Regions from separate parts of the Homo sapiens genome. Here region 1 is linked to region 2. Evidence: read pairs that join two places in POLR2A ChIA-PET (ENCODE). Cell type or tissue: GM12878. All regions are shown on one strand. Links, peaks and the distances in the headings refer to the core of each region. The heading gives the core; the rest is flanking DNA.

What was found. ChIA-PET counts read pairs that join two places held together with the same protein. Peaks named below come from ENCODE experiments on the same cell type or tissue, not always from the same donor. Only the 100,000 strongest peaks of a DNase experiment are listed, where the experiment ranks them.
Region 1: POLR2A ChIA-PET joins it to region 2 with 7 read pairs; 5 of 35 experiments call an interaction of 5 or more read pairs at or near these places.

Annotation. Positions count from the first base shown.
Region 1 is chr3:112,403,164-112,407,568 of GRCh38, reverse strand. LOC105374041 (a long non-coding RNA gene) reads left to right here and starts at 3,154. Exons shown (of 4, transcript XR_924334.3): 1 at 3,154-3,216. All of the region lies in intron 1 of LOC124909408 (a long non-coding RNA gene), which reads right to left. RefSeq lists an enhancer at 766-1,288. In GM12878, for the core only: no CTCF peak of the experiment used is centred there; no DNase peak of the experiment used is centred there; H3K27ac peaks cover 976 bases.
Region 2 is chr3:112,487,965-112,492,369 of GRCh38, reverse strand. The region is part of intron 1 of BTLA (B and T lymphocyte associated); the gene reads left to right. Among named protein-coding and RNA genes, the nearest start is that of BTLA, 9.3 kb to the left of the region's middle. RefSeq lists a silencer at 197-246. In GM12878, for the core only: no CTCF peak of the experiment used is centred there; a DNase peak (open chromatin) is centred at 2,239; H3K4me3 peaks cover 2,243 bases; H3K27ac peaks cover 3,395 bases.

The DNA of each region.
Region 1 (4,405 bases), core at 267-4,266, 85 kb after region 2:
CTCTCATATTATTTTATATTGTTTTATACTCAGTACCTGTTTTAAGAAAAAACAACAAGGAAGTAAAACCAAAGACAGGCAGCCCGGCGTCAGGCCCAAAACCAGGCCTGGGCCTGCCTGGCCTAAACCCAGTAGTTAAAAATCAACTCATAACTTACAAACCGATGTTATTCATAGATTCCAGACATTGTGTGGAAGAACACTGTGAAACTCCCTGCCCTGTTCTGTTTCTCTCTGACCACCGGGGCATGCAGCCCCTGTCACTGCCTGCTTGCTCAAATCAGTCACGACCCTTTCATGTAAAACCTTTAGTGTTGTGAGCCCTTAAAAGAGACAGAAATTGTGCATTTGGGGAGCTCGGATTTTAAGGCAGTAGCTTGCCAATGCTCCCAGCTGAATAAAGCCCTTCTTTCTACAACTCGGTGTCTGAGATGTTTTGTCTGCGGCTTGTCCTGCTACACATAGACTGCTGATTAGGAAAGACCATCCATATTAAAAGGGCATTAACAGGTAAAGAAAACATTGGTTTCCCATATGAATCAAAAACAATAATAATAAAAGCAGATGCCTCAACTATCAGCCATTGATCCATCACTGAGCTGTCTCTTAAGAGTGCCATCTCCTGGGTGACAGCAACAGGACTCATTTATTTAATTTGATAATTGTTAATGAAGTTAATAATACTGTATTGTAAATTTGAAATTTAATAAGAGAGCAGACCTTTGTTTTTACCACATACACAAAAGGTAACTATGTGAGGTGAGGGATGTGTTAACTAACTTAATTTTGGCAATAATTTCACAATGCATATGTACATCAAAGCATCATACTATACAACTTAAATATGTACAATTTTATTTGTCTATTATACCTCAGTAAAGTGGGAAAAAGTATTAGTTAAACAGTATTATGAAAGCCTGAAGGCCTTCTATGTTGTAGTTGGCACTCTGTTAGGTGCTAGGAAAAGACATATTTTTTTAAAGGATAACCCTAGGAGCCAAACATAGGATAATGATACTAGTGCCCAAAGAGACCGGCTCCATCAAAGACAAAGCTCAGAAGATGCCTTGAGGCTAAAAGAATTGCTGTCCTTGGCCAGGTGCAGTGGTTCACACCTGTAATCTCAGCACTTTGGGGGGCCAAGGTGGGTGGATCACCTGAGGTCTGGAGCTCAAGACGAGCCTGGGCAACATGAAACCCATCTCTACTAAAAATACAAAAAATTAGCCAGGTGTGGTGGCACATGCCTGTAATCCTAACTACTCAGGAGACTGAGGCAGGAGAATCGCTTGAACCTGGGAGACAGAGGTTGCAGTGAGCCGAGATCATGCCCCTGCACTCCAGCCTGAGCAACAGAGTAAGACTCCATCTCAGAAAAAAAAAAAAAAAAAAAAGAATTGCTGCCCTTAAAGGTGAAGCGAGTCTCTTGTAGAGCTGATCACCTGGCATTTTGAGCTCTTTCAGAGGTCATAGACCTCTGGAGAGAGAAACTGAGACACGTAAGAGGGTGGAAACGACTCAGTGGTGACACACTGAGGAGTCCTGCCCACAAGCAGCACACACTGATGCATCACCCAAAAACCCTAGGCCACAGCTCAGTTCCTCCTTTTAAGAAAATAAATAAATAAATAAATATATACATAAAACCAGGAAACAATCTAAGAATGAGGAGAAAACAAGGAGAATGACCCACTTTTGTGCACTCCATAGGTTTTACGGCACCTTTACTTGCCAGAGTAAAATGGAAGTAATACAGTCTTTGTGCACATTTAGATTAAGGAAAAAGAGCCCTAAGGTGGACCTGTAAACTATAGAGTTCCCAGGTCCCCTTTTTCTGTATTTTCTTTTCTGCCTGCTTTAAATCTGCTGTTATGTTTCTGCTGAGATAAAAACCACTGTTTGGATCTAACAGGTTTTGTTTGTTTGTTTTTTGCGAGCTGGCAAATTTGTATTTATCTCATGGCTAAAGTACTGAAGTAAAAGCTGTAGAAGCTGTGTGTGTGTGTGTGTGTGTGTGTGTCTGTATATGTGTGTTTGTATATATTTGAAGGCCTTTATAATAGACTTCTATAATGTTATGTTCAATCGGCAATTAAATCCATTTTAATTTCCCTCCAGCTCACCAGGCTTTCTCTTCTTACACTCTTTTTTTTTTGAGTCAGAGTCTCACTCTGTTGCCCAGGCTGGAGTGCAGTGGTGCCATCTCAGCTCACTGAAATCTCTGCCTCCTGGGTTCAAGCGATTCTCTTGCCTCAGCCTCTCGAGTAGCTGGGATTACAAGCGCACCAGCACACCTGGCTAATTTTTGTACTTTTAGTGGAGACAGGGTTTCACCATGTTGACCAGGCTGGTCTCAAACTCCTGACCTCAAGTGATCCAACTGCCTCGGCCTCCCACAGTGCTGGGATTACAGGAGTTTGCTGGCCCACTGGGCCCTCTTCATACCTTATGATGTAAATTTTGTTATCTGATTTTCACCTGAGTTGTTTCCTCTAAAATGCAAATTTAAGGCTATTTAGCTGACAACTGCCCAGGGTGAGCTTAAAAAAAAAAAAAGGAAAAAAAGGAGGTCTTTATGAATCTATAAGATGTACTTCTATCAGCATGCCTAATACATCTATATATTTATTTGTTGTGTACACAATATTTCACTATTAAAAATATATAAACGAGCTCTGATTAATTGGATTAAAAAATAAAAGTGCTTAAATCAGATACTAAAGAACAAAGACTAGTTAAATGCTTTTTCAAGTTCAAGTGAGTTAAGTAAAATCTTTAATAAATAAGTTGGCTTTAAAATTATTGGTAAAATAATATTAGAAATGTCTTAACAATTTGCCAGCGTACGTTTTTGTTGGCATTTATTAATCAAGCATTTTCATACTTATTCCTCCTAAATACTATAAGGTGTCAAAACTTGGCATAGGGGTTACAAAACTATTAACCCAGCCCAAAACAGAATGATCTCCACTTTCATAATCTTTAATAAATAAGACATGAGTATTGATTTAATCAAAATAGTTACATCTTAAATTTAGTAAGATTACTATAACTTCTAATCTTGTGGTTTTAGGCGGTCTAGTTCACAGGCAATAAAGTTTGTTATTGTCTTTGTTTCAAAGCTAAACTATAAACCAGGTTCTTCCCAAAGTTAGTTCGGCTTACACCCAGGAATGAGCAAGGACAGCTTGGAGGTTAAAAGCAAGATACAGTCAGGTAGGTCAAATCTTTATAATCTGAAGGTTTAATTTAGAAAGTTATATTAAATTAAATAATAGATATTTCATTAAGTATTTTCCAATAAAACTGTATTTGTAGAAAAACATTCTTTCTAAGAAAAAAGTGTGCCCTTTAAAAAGGTGAACAATTTTGTCTAATTCAAAGCTTATTTAGAGGTCTTGTATAAAACAAGGTAAAAGGAACCAGGAAATAAAGGAGATGTAAAGAAAGTTATAAAAATAAAGAGGTAGGTTTTTTTTTGTAAGAAAGCTTAAAGAGAAATAATTTTATACGAGAAGAATCTTGTATGGTAAATTTAGTCCTAGAGTAAAATGACTGGTTGTTTAAGAAAGGAGGATGTTTAGGACAAACCAGAAAGTCGAAGCATGGTCTATGTAAGTCACAATGAGAGGATTAAAATACCCCCAAAGCCCCAAAAACTTTTATATGATCAACTTGTCATATTATTATTAAGTTTTGATTTGTTAGGAAAAAAACTGAGTTGAAAAACCTTTAAAAAATTAGGGTTATTACATCTGTGTGTCTCTCTGTATGTGTGTGTGATTTTTTGTTGTTGTTGTTTTGATACGGAGTCTTGCTCTGTCACCCAGGCTGGAGTACAGTGGTGCGATCTCAGCTCACTGCAACCTCTGCCTCCCGGGTTCAAGCCATTCTCCTGCCTCAGCCTCCCAGGTAGCTGGGACTACAGGCGTGTGCCATCACACCTGGATTATTTTTGTATTTTTAGTAGAGACAGGGTTTCACTATATTGGCTAGGCTGGTCTCAAACTACTTGTGACATTGAGTTATAGGGCTCTGACTCCTGGGTCTAAAAAGGACACCAAATCCACTAAATTTTAAACACTGACAGTAATTAAAGCCCCATCTTCAGGCCCTGTAGAAGATGCCATCAAAATAAACTGCATTTCTGAAACACAGAGCCGGAAATGAAAGCTATTCAATTCCTCAAGGCCCCAGGCCTATCATGGAAGAGGTGGGCCTGTGAGATTGTAAGGGCCCATTTTGAGAGACAAAATAGTTCAGTTTCTCTATAAGTTAATCATTAATGTCAAAGGCACACTGATGCCTGTGTGTGATTAACAAGGTTTTCTTGAAGCGTTAACTGACTCCTTAGTAAAGGTTACAAAGGTTATAAAAGGCTTATGAAAATTATATCTTATGGTCA
Region 2 (4,405 bases), core at 108-4,107:
CCTGTGACAAAGGTGGAAAATTTAGCCTCTCTGAAGGACAGGGCCTATGTGTAACAGGCAATCAAAGTCTCTCTAAATCATTGTTCTTTAGGACTCATTAAGTTGACTAGAAGCTTTTACTATTCAAGGGCGATAATTACATGTTGACCAACTAAAACCACCAGAAACTCATCCTTGTTACACAGAGTAGACAGGGCTCTAAGGAGTGCAATGCATATGAATCCTCTGGCCTAGAGAAGCAAAGTCAGTGACCAGTAGGGTAGATCTGCAAGGGGACATTTGTGACTTGGCAGAGATGTAATGAAGAAGTCCTGAAAGCAAGCTTAGAAAATTATCAAAGGACAAAGTTTTTTTCAATATTCTAGTTTTGACCAAGGCAAGCCTTGCTGGTTAATATATTTCTGTAGAGTTTCCTCTCCCACATAAAAGAAGAGCATGCTTATATTGGATGTGCTGCCTTTCTTCTCTCTATTATATAGATATATTTTTGCCTGGTGTATATACTAGTTATTATGCACCACTGCTGATCCCTAGAATGGTTGTTGGGGGTAATTTTTCACAGCAGAGTCTTCTGTGTTTCCATCTTGTCTTTACCATTCATAGGCTTTACACCTCTGGACAATGACTCAACTTCTGTGTGATTTCCCTAAATTCATCCTATCAGAAAACATAATAATATCTGGTACTTTATGTTGTTGTTATGTGCCAAGCATAGTGCTAAGAATATTTCCTATATGTTCTCATTTGCTTTCACAACAACCCTACTGGATAAGAGCTTGTGCTTTGGAGTTAGCCACACCTGGGTTAAAGTCCTAGCCTTGACTCTTCCTCCTACCAGCTGGTGATCTTGGGCAAGTGGCTTATATTCTCTAATACCCAGTTTCCTCAACTTAAAAAAATAAAGGCCATAATAGTAATTCCCTCATAAAATCATTGTGAGGGTCAAATGAAACAATACATGTTTGGTATCTAAAAGTGCCTACCTCATAATAAGAACTTTGAAAATATTAGTCATATTCTTTTTTTCCTCGTGTTAAGATGGATCTAGGTTGGGTCTACAGTATATAGATAATGTGAGGTGGAGTGTACCTGTGGGCAAGTGGCAAAGAATGTGTAGCAGTGATTCTAGAGGTGATCTCCTAAATGTAACTTAAACTTTCCATTGGGCATCTGACCTCATGACCTCTAAGGTTCTCTTCTTGTTCTACTCTTAAATATCTCAAGGAGAGGAAATGACATGGGGACTTTGTAAGCTTTGCTAAATGTCGGAAAAAGCAATGACAAATACTAGAATGACTGATTTTAGACAAAACAAGTTCAGAATTATTTCAAACATGATAAAATCAAGAGATACAGAGCTTAAAGTCTTCAGTGGCTCAATACAACTGCATTGAAGAGATCAGTCTTCAAATTTACTTGCCAAATAGTCATACTACACTAACAATGAGAAATTCTAACTGTAGAAGAAATTGCTTTAAAGTGTGCTAATACCATATGAAAGTAAACTTAAAGAAAAATTTCATAAATGAATATAAGAAGATATGTTTTTATAAGAAGGGGATTTTTAAGAGGAAATAATAATAAAAGATGATTGTGAAAATGCTCTCAATTTTCTTGTTTCATGGTTGCTTTTTTTTTTTAAATAATGGGCATAAATGTAGATTTATGCCCTGTGTATTCTTGGCATTAATACTTTCCAGTTCCATTTTTGTGAAGGAAATTTTACATTGTGTGTGTGTGTGTGTGTGTGTGTGTGTGTGTGTGTTTACCCAGGGAGAAAATGGCTCTTCTTGTCTAAAGAGCAATATCAGGTGATATCCACAGAGAATAAGTTAAATCTACTATTGCATACTACATCCTTGTCTGTGATCTGTATTGTCTATGATCTGTATCTTTAGTGTTGTTTTTCAGGAAAGACATATGTAAATAAACTTTCATTTTACAGAAGGGACTGAGGGCCAGTCAGTTTTCACTGTACTCGTGAGAACAATCACAGGGTTTTCCTTAAAGTAACAATAGTCACTTTTACAAAAGAAGCTCTGATTTTAACATATGTTTGTGTGTGTCATACTTACTTAATTTTCTCCAGGTATTCCTAGTACTTCTGAGAATATCTGACTTATGGAGTGGTTTATTTACCACAGAGTTAAAGTAATACCTTTAATAGACATTACATAATACATTAAATGAATACTTTCTATATGAGGTGGAACTCCCCCACCCTAACCTCATGTCACCACATTTCTGATTTTGTGAGTGTATGTGAGCTAGTTTATGATGGGAAAGTATGCTACCTGGGTTTTCTGATGTCGTCCGTGTGATTTCCCAAGGTATGCAAGTCAATGTCCTCCCAAGATCCTTGAAGTATGGTTCCATGGCTGCTATTGCTGTGTGTGGATTTGCCCTGACTATGTACAAACCACTGCCTTATGGGATCCCTAAACTCTAATTTCAAGGGAAGATTTGAGAGACAGATTATTTCCCTTCCCTGGTGGCCATCATCTCTCCCCTCCTCTCTACCATTCCAGCCTTCTAAAGTAAGGCAGAACATACCATCTGGATGCCTTTTTGCTCCTGAGTGTAAAGACTTCATTCCTTCTGTAGCCTCCCCAGCATGCGTCTGAAGTTTTGGTTTGCTTGTTGTTTGTCTGTGATAGTATTTTCTGATAGAAGCTAAAATCCTGGTTGATGTCACAGAAAATTATTGGTTTATTATACCGTTAGTAATCATTTTAGTTTCTCAAAAAATCATTTGTTTAATTTCTATGTTAAACTCTGACACTTTCTTAGCTCAAGTTAAGGCAATCTGCATTCATTACAGTCATTCATTTATTTGAATGGTTGCAACCACTTTGAAGTTTCCATAAATTTGTAAGAATTTTTCAATGGAGACATAGTGAAACTCAGGTGAGATTTTCCTCATGATAATGGTTATAATCAAAACATATGGTATTTAAAAATAAGAAATAATGATATTTTATAAAATATTCATAATCATAACCCTCTTTTTTTTTAAATGGCTGATTGGTTTCAAAAATTACCTACTCTCTTCAGCTCAGCAACTACACTTGCTCAGCTGGGAGTTACGAGACTATACAGTTGTTTGTGGCTGGCACTCCTTTCTGATCAGCTGATCTGTGTAGCTGGATGGCCATGGAGTGTCACTTGTTAAATATTTTTAATATCCACCCCTGAGTGGACATAAATCAGGCCTTTTCAAACTGAATACTTGTAAAGTCTAGCTTTTCTTTGGTAGTTATAACTTAACCACTGTAAGGTATGTTGAGCTGCATATGTTCTTCACCTCAGTGCCTTTTAGCCCACCTCTCTAAGGGCTTAGCTGTCTCTGCTGTGCAACCAGTACTACATAGAAAGGTAACACACCATCAAGGAAGTAGCAGACTAGATAGAAGACAGAAACATGAACACATATGTAGTTATAAAGAGTGATGCATGTCGGCTGGGTGCGGTGGCTCATGCCTGTAATACTAGCACTTTGGGAGGCCAAGGCGGGTGGATCACAAGGTCAGGAGTTCAAGACCAGCCTGGCCAACATGGTGAATCCCCATCTCTACTAAAAATATAAAAATTCCCCGGGCGCAGTGGCAGGTGCCTGTATTCCCAGCTGCTCCAGAGGCTGAGGCAGCAGAATTGCTTGAACCCGGTGGGTGGAGGTTGCAGTGAGCTAAGATCGCGCCACTGCACTCCAGCCTGGGTGACAGAGCGAGACTCCGTCTCAACAACAACAACAAAAAAGGAGTGATGCATCTCACACAAAATAGCATCAGACATTTGCTAGGGAGTGGGGATATGAGGGTATGGTAAGTTTGCATAAACTTACTGGGCTAGGCCCAGTGCGGTGGCTCACGCCTGTAATCCCAGCACTTTGGGAGCCCGAGGCGGGCGGATCACGAGGTCAGGAGATCGAGACCATCCTGGTTAACCGGGTAAAACCCCGTCTCTACTAAAAATACAAAAAATTAGCCGGGCGTGGTGGTGGGCACCTATAGTCCCAGCTACTCAGGAGGCTGAGGCAGGAGAATGGCGTGAACCCGGGAGGCTTGCAGTGAGCGGAGATTGCGCCACTGCACTCCAGCCTGGGCGACAGAGCGAGACTCTGTCTCAAAAAAAAAAAAAAAAAGAAAAAAGAAAACGGAAACTGTGACAGTGATGTGGAGAATTGAGGTGGAGGGAGGGAAACAAGGCCAAGTTTGGAATGTAGAAGACCATTTGGTACGCTGTGACAATAATCCACATGAAACAGAATGAGATCCAAATTAAGGCAGTGTCATGGAAACAAATATGGAAGACATTTTCCATCCTGAATCAATTGAACTTCATGGCTGATGGAATGGGACGGTGACAAGGAAGGAGACTAAGATGGCTCCCCAGGTTCTGGCTAATG